Regions from separate parts of the Homo sapiens genome. Here region 2 is linked to region 1. A link is an interaction called in ENCODE POLR2A ChIA-PET data of the cell type or tissue named here. Cell type or tissue: OCI-LY7. All regions are shown on one strand. Each heading gives the region's core, and the rest is flanking DNA. Links, peaks and the distances in the headings are about the cores only. Region 1 has its middle 7.3 kb from the start of SH3BP2. Region 2 overlaps FAM193A (family with sequence similarity 193 member A).

Evidence for each region. Peaks named below come from ENCODE experiments on the same cell type or tissue, not always from the same donor. Only the 100,000 strongest peaks of a DNase experiment are listed, where the experiment ranks them.
Region 2: POLR2A ChIA-PET joins it to region 1 with 5 read pairs; 2 of 35 experiments call an interaction of 5 or more read pairs at or near these places.

Annotation. Positions count from the first base shown.
Region 1 is chr4:2,783,620-2,788,002 of GRCh38, forward strand. No RefSeq gene overlaps it. Among named protein-coding and RNA genes, the nearest start is that of SH3BP2, 7.3 kb to the right of the region's middle. RefSeq lists enhancers at 2,240-2,289, 2,650-2,859, 2,993-3,627, 3,830-4,139, 4,263-4,383. In OCI-LY7, for the core only: no CTCF peak of the experiment used is centred there; DNase peaks (open chromatin) are centred at 2,132 and 3,892; H3K4me3 peaks cover 911 bases; H3K27ac peaks cover 2,232 bases.
Region 2 is chr4:2,678,769-2,683,151 of GRCh38, forward strand. The region is part of intron 13 of FAM193A (family with sequence similarity 193 member A); the gene reads left to right. Among named protein-coding and RNA genes, the nearest start is that of TNIP2, 75 kb to the right of the region's middle. In OCI-LY7, for the core only: no CTCF peak of the experiment used is centred there; no DNase peak of the experiment used is centred there.

The DNA of each region.
Region 1 (4,383 bases), core at 154-4,153:
GGTCATTTAACATAATCCCAAACTTCTTGGAGGCTTTGTTCTTTTTTAAAAATTCTTTGTTTTTGTCTTTGTTGGATTGGGTTAATTCAAAAGCCTTGTCTTCAAGCTGTGAAGTTTTTTCTTCTGCTTGTTTGATTCTATTGCTGAGACTTTCCAGTGCATTTTGCAATTCTCTAAGTGTGCCCTTCATTTCCAGAAGTTGTGATAGTATTTTTTTAATTCATGTTATCTATTTCACTGGAGATTTTTCCATTCATACCCTGTATCATGTTTTCGATTTCTTTAAGTTGGATTTCCCCTTTCTCTGGTGCCTCCTTGATTAGCTTAAGAGTCGACCTTCTGAATTCTTTTTCTGGCAATTCAGAGATTTCGTCTTGGTTTGGATCCATTGCTGGTGAGCTAGTGTAATCTTTTGCAGATGTTAAAGAACCTTGTTTCGTCATATTACCAGAATTGTTTTCCTGGTTCTTTCTCATTTGGGTAGACTATGTCAGAGGGAAGATCTGGGACTCAAGGGCTGCTGTTGAGATTCTTTTGTCCCACAGGGGTGCTCCCTGGATGTGGTGCTCTCCCCTTTCCCCCAGGGATAGGGCGTTCTGATAGCCAAACTGTAGTGATTGTTCTTTATCTTCTGGATCTAGCCACCCAGTAGAGCTACCAGACTCTGGACTGGTACTGGGGAGTGTCTTCAAGGAGTCCTGGGATGTGATCTGTCTTCAGGTCTCTCAGCTGCGGATACCAGTACCTGCTCCAGTGGAGGTAGCAGGGGAGTGAAGTGGACTTGGTGAGGGTCCTTGGTTGTATTTTTGTTAGGTGCACTGCTTTTGTGTTGGTTGGCCTCCAGCCGGGAGGTGGTACTTTCAAGAGCCCATCAGCAGTGGTAGGATCAGGTGGTGGATAGGGCCACAGAGCTCCCAAGAAACTATGTCCTTTGTCTTCAGAGTTCCTCAGCTGTCCCATGGAGCCTGCAGCGGCAATCCACCTCCTTCAAAGGAGTCTGTGGATTCTCTCAGCTTTCCTGGTATATTCCTGCAGTAGTTCTTGGAGCAAAAGTTCATGATGTGGGTCTCCACATGCTTCTCTGTCCATCCAAGCGAGAGCTGCAAGTTAGTCCTGCCTCCTATCCGCCATCTCCCCACAATTGTGGTTCTTTTTTTTTTTTTTTTTTTCTCCTGAGACGGAGTCTCTCTCTGTTGCCAGGCTGGAGTGCAGTGGCAAAATCTTGGCTCACTGCAACCTCCACTCCTGGGTTCCAGCGATTCTTCTGCCTCAGCCTCCCGAGTAGCTGGGATTACAGACATGTGCCACCATGCCAGGCTACTTTTGTATTTTTAGTAGACATGGCATTTCACCATGTTGGCCAGGCTGGTCTTGAACTCCTGACCTCTGGTGATCCACCCGCCTCGGCCTCCCAAAGTGCTGGGATTACAGGCGTAAGCCACCACGCCCGTCCAACTGTAGTTCTAAATCACCATCATGTTCCAAAGAAAGACTGACCAACGGGACTTGAATGCTGTAGAACAGTCTTCATTGCCTGAACTTTGAATTGTTCGGTTTTGATCCGTTTGGTTCACCGAGCCTCCTGTTAAGGAGTGTGCTTCAGTTTCTTGTATCATCCTCCCAAAAGCCGTCAGAACAGTCTCTCTGATACGCTGTCCCCTCAAGTGTCTTAAATGCTTGTATGCAGCCATCCTTAGTACATCAAATGGTCTCATCACAGTTAGAGGAACAAAACATGAAGAAAACATCATCATCCAACTAACTTGACACGGTGAATATGAATTTCACACTGAGACCAAACAAATCCATTATGATGGTGACAGAAAGTGACGCCAGTGCCCAAGGTTTCAGTCAATCTCTCAAAATTGAGAGGCTGCCTAAAAGAGGCAAAGGTTAAATTAACTTAAATTTGGCCTAAAGCTGCCTCAGCATATGGCAAACCCTAACCTGCCTTAATCTGTAAATAAACTGCAGCCTGGGAGTATACTCAAGCTGCAGTTTGTTTACAGATTAAGTCAGGTTAGGGTTTGCTATAGTCACAGGACTCTTTGGAAGAAGTCACTGAGTCTCGGCCCATCAGAGCAGCTGAGCTTTCAGCCAGTCACAGGCTGCAAACTACTCAGGCAGGTTCAAAGAAGGCAAGCACCCAGTTGTAGCCAATCAGACGATTTCTGTGTCACTTCCTTTTTCTGTCCATAAATACTGCCTGCCCAAGTTGCTGGATGGAGCTCTCTGAGCCTCTACTGGTTCGGGGTGCTGCCTGATTTAGGAATCATTTCATTGCTCAAATAAACTCTGCTAAATTGAATTCATCTAAAGTGTTTCTTTTCTATTTTTCTTTTCTTTTTCTTTTTTTTTTTTTTTTTTGAGACAGAATCTCGCTCTTGCCCAGGCTGGAGTGCAGTGGCACCATCTCGGCTCACTGCAACCTCTACCTCCCGGGTTCAAGTGACTCTCCTGCCTCAGCCTCCCAAGTAGCTGGGATTACAGGCATGTGCTACCACACCTGGCTAATTTGTGTGTTTTTAGTGGAGACTGGGTTTCACCATGTTGGCCAGGCTGCTAAGTAGCTTCAGGGACGAGAAGGTGTAAGGATGTGAAAAGCACCTGGTACTGTACCTGGCACAGCAGGTACTCCAGGAGGGCTGAGGGTGTGCACATCCCTGACTGGGCCTCACACCATCACAGGCCAGACCTTGTTCAGCTCTGCGTCAGCACCTACCCCCCCACTCCCCTGCCGCCTCTTCAGTGTGATGGGAAAGTCCCCACCCTTGGGGTCCTGAGTCTTCTGCTGTTCCCGCCAGCTCTGGGCTGGGTGGGGCAGCTCATCTTTCCAGCTTCACCCCCTGTCAGAGGCCGGGAGGAGGGGCAGTGCAGGCTGGGGGCTCAGAGACAGGGCTACTGGGCCAGAGCCATTCTGAGCTACTTGGTGGGCCCCAGTATCACCGCCGATAGAACCCCACCCTCCACAGGCTCACTGAGGGCAGCTGGCCACTCCTGACCCTGGGCTGGGCACATCAGGGGTGCCCCTGAGTGGAGAGGTGGCACTGTAGGGCATCACAGTGTTGGGGGTTCGCACATAAGAGCCCATGTCATCGGGGAGAGGGTGGCACTTTGGGGAGGGGTGTTCTCAGGGCCGTAGCAGGGGCCTTTAGGGCTGCCAGCATGGTTTAGGGGACCCACAAGTGTGGAATTAAGGCCAAGGTCCACTCCCAAGGATGGAGAAGTGGAAGGGGGAGGGAGTGGTCCTCTGGGTCCTCGGCTGGGCAGGCGGCTGAAGGCCTGGTGAGACCCCTTCAGAACCCACTTGAGGCCAGGTGGGACGGGGAGTTCTGGGTCCCAGTGGGGCGAGTCCCTCATTCACTCCTGCCAAGGCAGCCCAGTCCTGCCACGGCCATGGGAGAGGCCTGGGGAGTCGAGGTGGGAGCAGCCCTCAAGTGTCTCCTGGGGTCCCCTCTCCCAGGAGGCCTCCCAGGCTCATCTGTTCTCTTGTTCCTTCCTGCTCTGGTCGTGAGGGGCTTTGCTGTCACGCAGGTCACCTTGCACCCTCATGTCTCAGTGTCCAGCGCTGGCTGGGGAAGGGCTGGCTGCCTCTCCTGACCCTGGGCTGGGGTGATAGGTGGGGACCCCTTGGGGTGACGTGGGAACCTCACCACTGTTGAAGGCCACAGCTTCCCCTTCCCAAGCCCCACATGGGCTTCCCCTTCCAGATCTCAGTGTGTTCCTGAAGGTCACGTGGCTGGCAGGGGGTGGTGGTGGGGGTGGGGGGTGACAGGAGAGGGGGTGTTTTGGAGGGAGGCGGGTGGGGCACGCTGTTGTGTACAAACACCCACCTCCCACGGCACAGGGGCCGGAAGTGGCCCCAGAATAGAATGTGCTGCTTTCAAGTTCCAAATTGGGCTCTGGGGGTGAGAGCAGGCGACTCTGGATGTAAAAATAGAAAAGCCAGTGCGTGCGTGGGTCCTGGGTCCTCCACCCACAGGCCTGGTATTACAAAATAGAGCTTCCTAATGGGACCTGCCTGACACTCTCGTTTTATGTAGAAAATTGACTCAAGCAAACCTCAGAGGACAGAGCCAGCAGCTGACCTGGGCTAGAGGTGTGGCAGCCAGGCAGGCAGGGCAGGCCCTCCTGGGGAGTGCTGGTGGCCTGGGGGCGCTGGCTGGCCCTTGACCTGGCGTGAACTCTGGCTCTATTTCCCTCACTCTGCCCTCTAGCGCTGTGCCCCTGCCAGGAGAGTCCTCCCAGGTTGTGGGAGCCCAGCTCAGTCCTACTGTCCCCAAAGAGCCTTCGCCGACTTCGTCAGCCTTTACCAGCTCTCAGGCTGGCCAGGAAGCCAGGCCTGTCCCAGGCACGAGGGGCAGTGGGCAAGCTGGCTGTGGG
Region 2 (4,383 bases), core at 316-4,315, 100 kb before region 1:
ATTTTGTATCTTCCTACTTTGCTGAATTCATCTATTCTAACAGACTGTTTTTGTGGAATCTTTGGAGTTCTCTACATTGTAAAATCATATCATCTACAAACAGAGATAATTTTACTTCTTCCTTTCCAGTTTAGATGCCTTTTATTTCTTTTTCTTGCCTGTTTGCTCCGGCTGAAATTTCTAATACTGTGTTGAAGAGAAGTGATGAAAGCAGGCATCCTTGCCTTGTTCCTGTTATTTAAGGAAAAGCTTTCATTCGTTCACCATTGTTTGCTGTGGGTTTTTCATATATGGCTTTTATTATGTTTTGGTAGTTTTCCTTCTATTCCTAGTTTGTTGGGTGTTTTTGTAATGAATGGGTGTTGAATTTGTCACATGCTTTTTCTGCACCAGTTGTGATGATCTTTGGCTTTTTCCAGTCTGTTAATGTGGCATATTAACATTGATTACTTTTTATACATAGAATTATCCTTGCATTCTGGGAATGAGTCCCACTTGGTCATGGTGTATGAATCTTTTAATATGCTGCTGAATTCAGGTTGCTAGTATTTTGTTGAGGATGTTTGCATGAATGTTCACAAGCGATACTCGTTTGTAGTTTTCTTTCTTTTTTTTTTTTTTTTTTTTTTTTGAGACAGAGTTTTGCTCATTACCCAGGCTGAGTGCAGTGGTGTGATCTTGGCTCACTGCAACCTCTGCCTCCCGGGTTCATGTGATTCTCCTGCCTCAGCCTCCAGAGTAGCTGGGATTACAGGCATGCACCACGAGGCCCGGCTAATTTTGTATTTTTAGTAGAGACAGGGTTTCTACATGTTGGTCAGCTGGTCTCGAACTCCCGACCTCAGGTGATCCACCCGCCTCGGTCTCCCAAAGTGTTGGGATTACAGGTGTGAGCCACCGCGCCCGACCCTGTAGTTTTTCTTACAGTGTCTTTGGCTTTGGTATGGGGATATGCTCAGGACATGAGTTAGAAAGTGTTCCCTCCTCTTCAGTTTTTTGGAAACTTTGAGAAAGATTGGTATTAATTCTTTAAATATTTGGTAGAATTGACTAGTGAAGCCATCAGGTTTGGGGCTTTTCTTTATTGGGTGATTTTTTTTTTTTTCTTTGAGACGGAGTCTTGCTCTGTCACCCAGGCTGGAATGCAGTGGCACAATCTCCACTCACTGCAACCTCCGCCTCTCAGATTCTAAGCGATTCCCTGGCCTCAGCCTCCAAAGTAACTGGAACTACAGGCACATGCCACCACACCCAGCTAATTTTTGTATTTTTAGTAGAGACGGGGTTTTGCCATGTTGGCCAGGCTGGTCTCAAACTCCTGACCTCAGGTTATCCACCCATCTTGGCCTCCCAGAGTGCTGGGATTACAGGCGTGAGCCACTGCGCCCAGCCTATTGGGTGGTTTTTGATTACCAGTTCAATCTCCTTACTAGTTACAGGTCTGTTCAGACTTTTCTATTTCTTTATGATTTCGTCTTGATAGGTTTTGTGTTTCTAAAAATTTTTTCATTTCATCTGTTTTATCCAGTGTGTTGGTGTACAGTTGTTCGTAATACTTTCTTTTTTCTTTGAAACGGCATCTCACTCTGTCACCCAGGCAGGAGTACAATGACATGATCATAGCTCATTGCAGCCTCAAACTCCTGGGCTCAAGCATTCCTCCTCCCTTGGCCCCCCAATAGCTGGGATTACAGGCATGTGCCACCACTCCCAGCTAATTTTTTTTTTATTGTTTTGGACTCTTCCAGAGAGAAGACAGGGTCTCACTATGTTACCCAGTCTGGACTGAAACTCCTGGGCTAAAGCAGTCCTACTACCTCAGCCTCCCAAAGTGCTGGGATTATAGGCATGAGTTACCAAGCCCAGCCAATACTTACTTACTTTTTTTTTTGAGACGGAGTCTTGCTTTGTCACCTAGGCTGAAGTGCAATGGCACCATCTTGGCTCACTGCAACCTCTGCCTCCCAGGTTCAAGAGATTCTCCTGCCTCAGCCTCCCATATAGTTGGGATTACAGGCGCCCACCACCATGCCCGGCTAATTTTTGTATTTTTGGTAGAGATGGGGTTTCACCATGTTGGTCAGGCTGGTCTCGAACCCCTGACCTCAGGTGATCCACCCACCTGGACCTCCCAAAGTGCTGGGATTACAGGCGTGAGCTACAGCGCCGAGCCCAGCCAGTACTTTCTTATAATACCTTTTATGTTTTTTTCTTAATTTTAATTTAATTTTCTGCTTTTTAGAGATATGCTTGCTCTGTTGCCCAGGCTGGAGTGCAGTAGCACGATCATAGCTCACTGGAGCCTCGAACGCTTGAGCTCAAATGATTCTCCTGTGTTAGCCTCCCAAGTAGCTATGATTACAGGTGTGCGCCACCACTCCCAGCCCCTTTTATTTCTGTGTAATCAATAATAATGTCCCCACTTTCATTTCTGATTATAGTAATTTGAGTCTTTTTTTTTTCTTACTCCATCTCACTAAAGTTTTGTCAGTTTTGTTTCTCTTTTCAAAGAACTATATTTTGGTTTCATTGATTTTTTTTTTCCCCTATTGTTTTTCTATTCTCTATTTCATTGATCATTAATCTCTGCTCTAAATTACCTTTCTTCTGCTAGCTTTGGGTTTAGATTGTTCTTTTTCTAATTCATTAAGATGTGAAGTTAGGGAGGGTTTTTTGTTTCATTTTATTTGTTGTTGTTATTGAGACAAAGCTTACTCAGTTGCCCAGCCTGGAGTGTAGTGGTGCGATCTTGGGTCACTGCAACCTCGACCTCCTGGGCTCAAGCAATCCTCCTGACCCATAGTCTCGTAGCTTGGACTACAGGTGTGTGCCACCATGCCCAGCTATCTATCTGTCTGTCTATGTATTTATTTACGTAGGGACGGAGGTCTCACCATGTTGCCCAGGTTGGTCTCAAACTCCTGGGCTCAAGCAGTCCTCCTGCCTCAGCCTCCCAAGGTGCTGGAATTACAGGCATGAGCCACCACGCCTATCCTAGTTAGGTTGCTGATAGAGATCTTTCTTGTTTTTTGATGTGTTTGTAGCTATACATTTTGCTCTTAGTGCTTGCTTTCACTGCGTCCCGTAAGTTTCAGTATGTTATGTTTTTGTTTTCATTTGTCTCTAAGTATTTTCTGCTTTTCTTTGTAATTTCTTTATTGATCCATTGGTTGTTTCCATCCCTTTACTTTTAACTTCTCAGGGTTTTTTTTTTTTTGGTTTTTTTTTTTTTTTGAGACAGAGTCTTCCTCGGTCGCCCAGGCTGGAGTGCAGTGATGCGATCTCGGCTCACTGCAAGCTCCACCTCCTGAGTTCACACCATTCTCCTGCCTCAGCCTCCCAAGTAGCTGGGACTACAGGTGCCCACCACCATGCCCGGCTAATTTTTTGTATATTTAGTAAAGACAGGGTTTCACCATGTTAGCCAGGATGGTCTCGATCTCCTGACCTTGTGATCCGCCCACCTCAGCCTCGCAAAGTGCTGGGATTACAGGCGCGAGCCACCTTCTCAGGGTTTCATATGTAAAGCAGGTTTCTTGTAGACATGTATAGTTGTGTTTGTTTGTTTTTTTATTTTTAGAGATGGACTCTTGCTATGTTACCCAAGCTGAACTTGAACTCCTAGCCTCAAGCAGTCCTCCCACCTTGGCCTCCTGAGTAGCTGGGACTATAGGCACATGCCACCATGCTTGTTGTTTTTTGATGTACTCTGATAATCTTTGTCTTTTCATTGGTGTATTTGACTATTCACATTTAAAGTGATTTTTTGATGTATTTAGATTAATATCAGCCATGTTTGTAATTGTTTCCTATTCATTATGAGTCTTTTTCTGCCTTCTCTACTTTTAATTAAGCGTTTTATGGTTTTATCTCCTCTGTTAGTATATCAATTTTATTTATCTTTTTTAAAATTTCTGCAGTTGCCCTGGAGTTTACAATATACATTTTGAACTAATCTGAGTCCTTTTTCAACTAACTAATGTAAAAAAGGTAACATTTAACAGATTACTCCCGACCCTTCCCTATTCCCTGTGACATTGCTGTCATTATTTTCACTTATCCACATGTTTATCACCCAGTACAGTGATGATGATTACTTTCAACAGTTATCTTTTAGATGAATAATAATAAGAAGAAGATATTTTACTTTGTCTTTATTCCTTCTCTAGTATTCTTCCTTTCTTTATGTAGATCCACGTTTCTGACCTTCTATCTGAAGGAAATCTTTTGACATTTCTTGCAGGGCAGGTCTGCTGGTGATGAGCTCCCTCAGTTTTTGTTTGTCTGAGGAAGTCTTTATTTCTCCTTCACTTTTGAAGGATAATTTGGCTGGACACATAATTCTAGGTTGGTGGTTTTTTTCTTTGAACACTTTAGAACTGT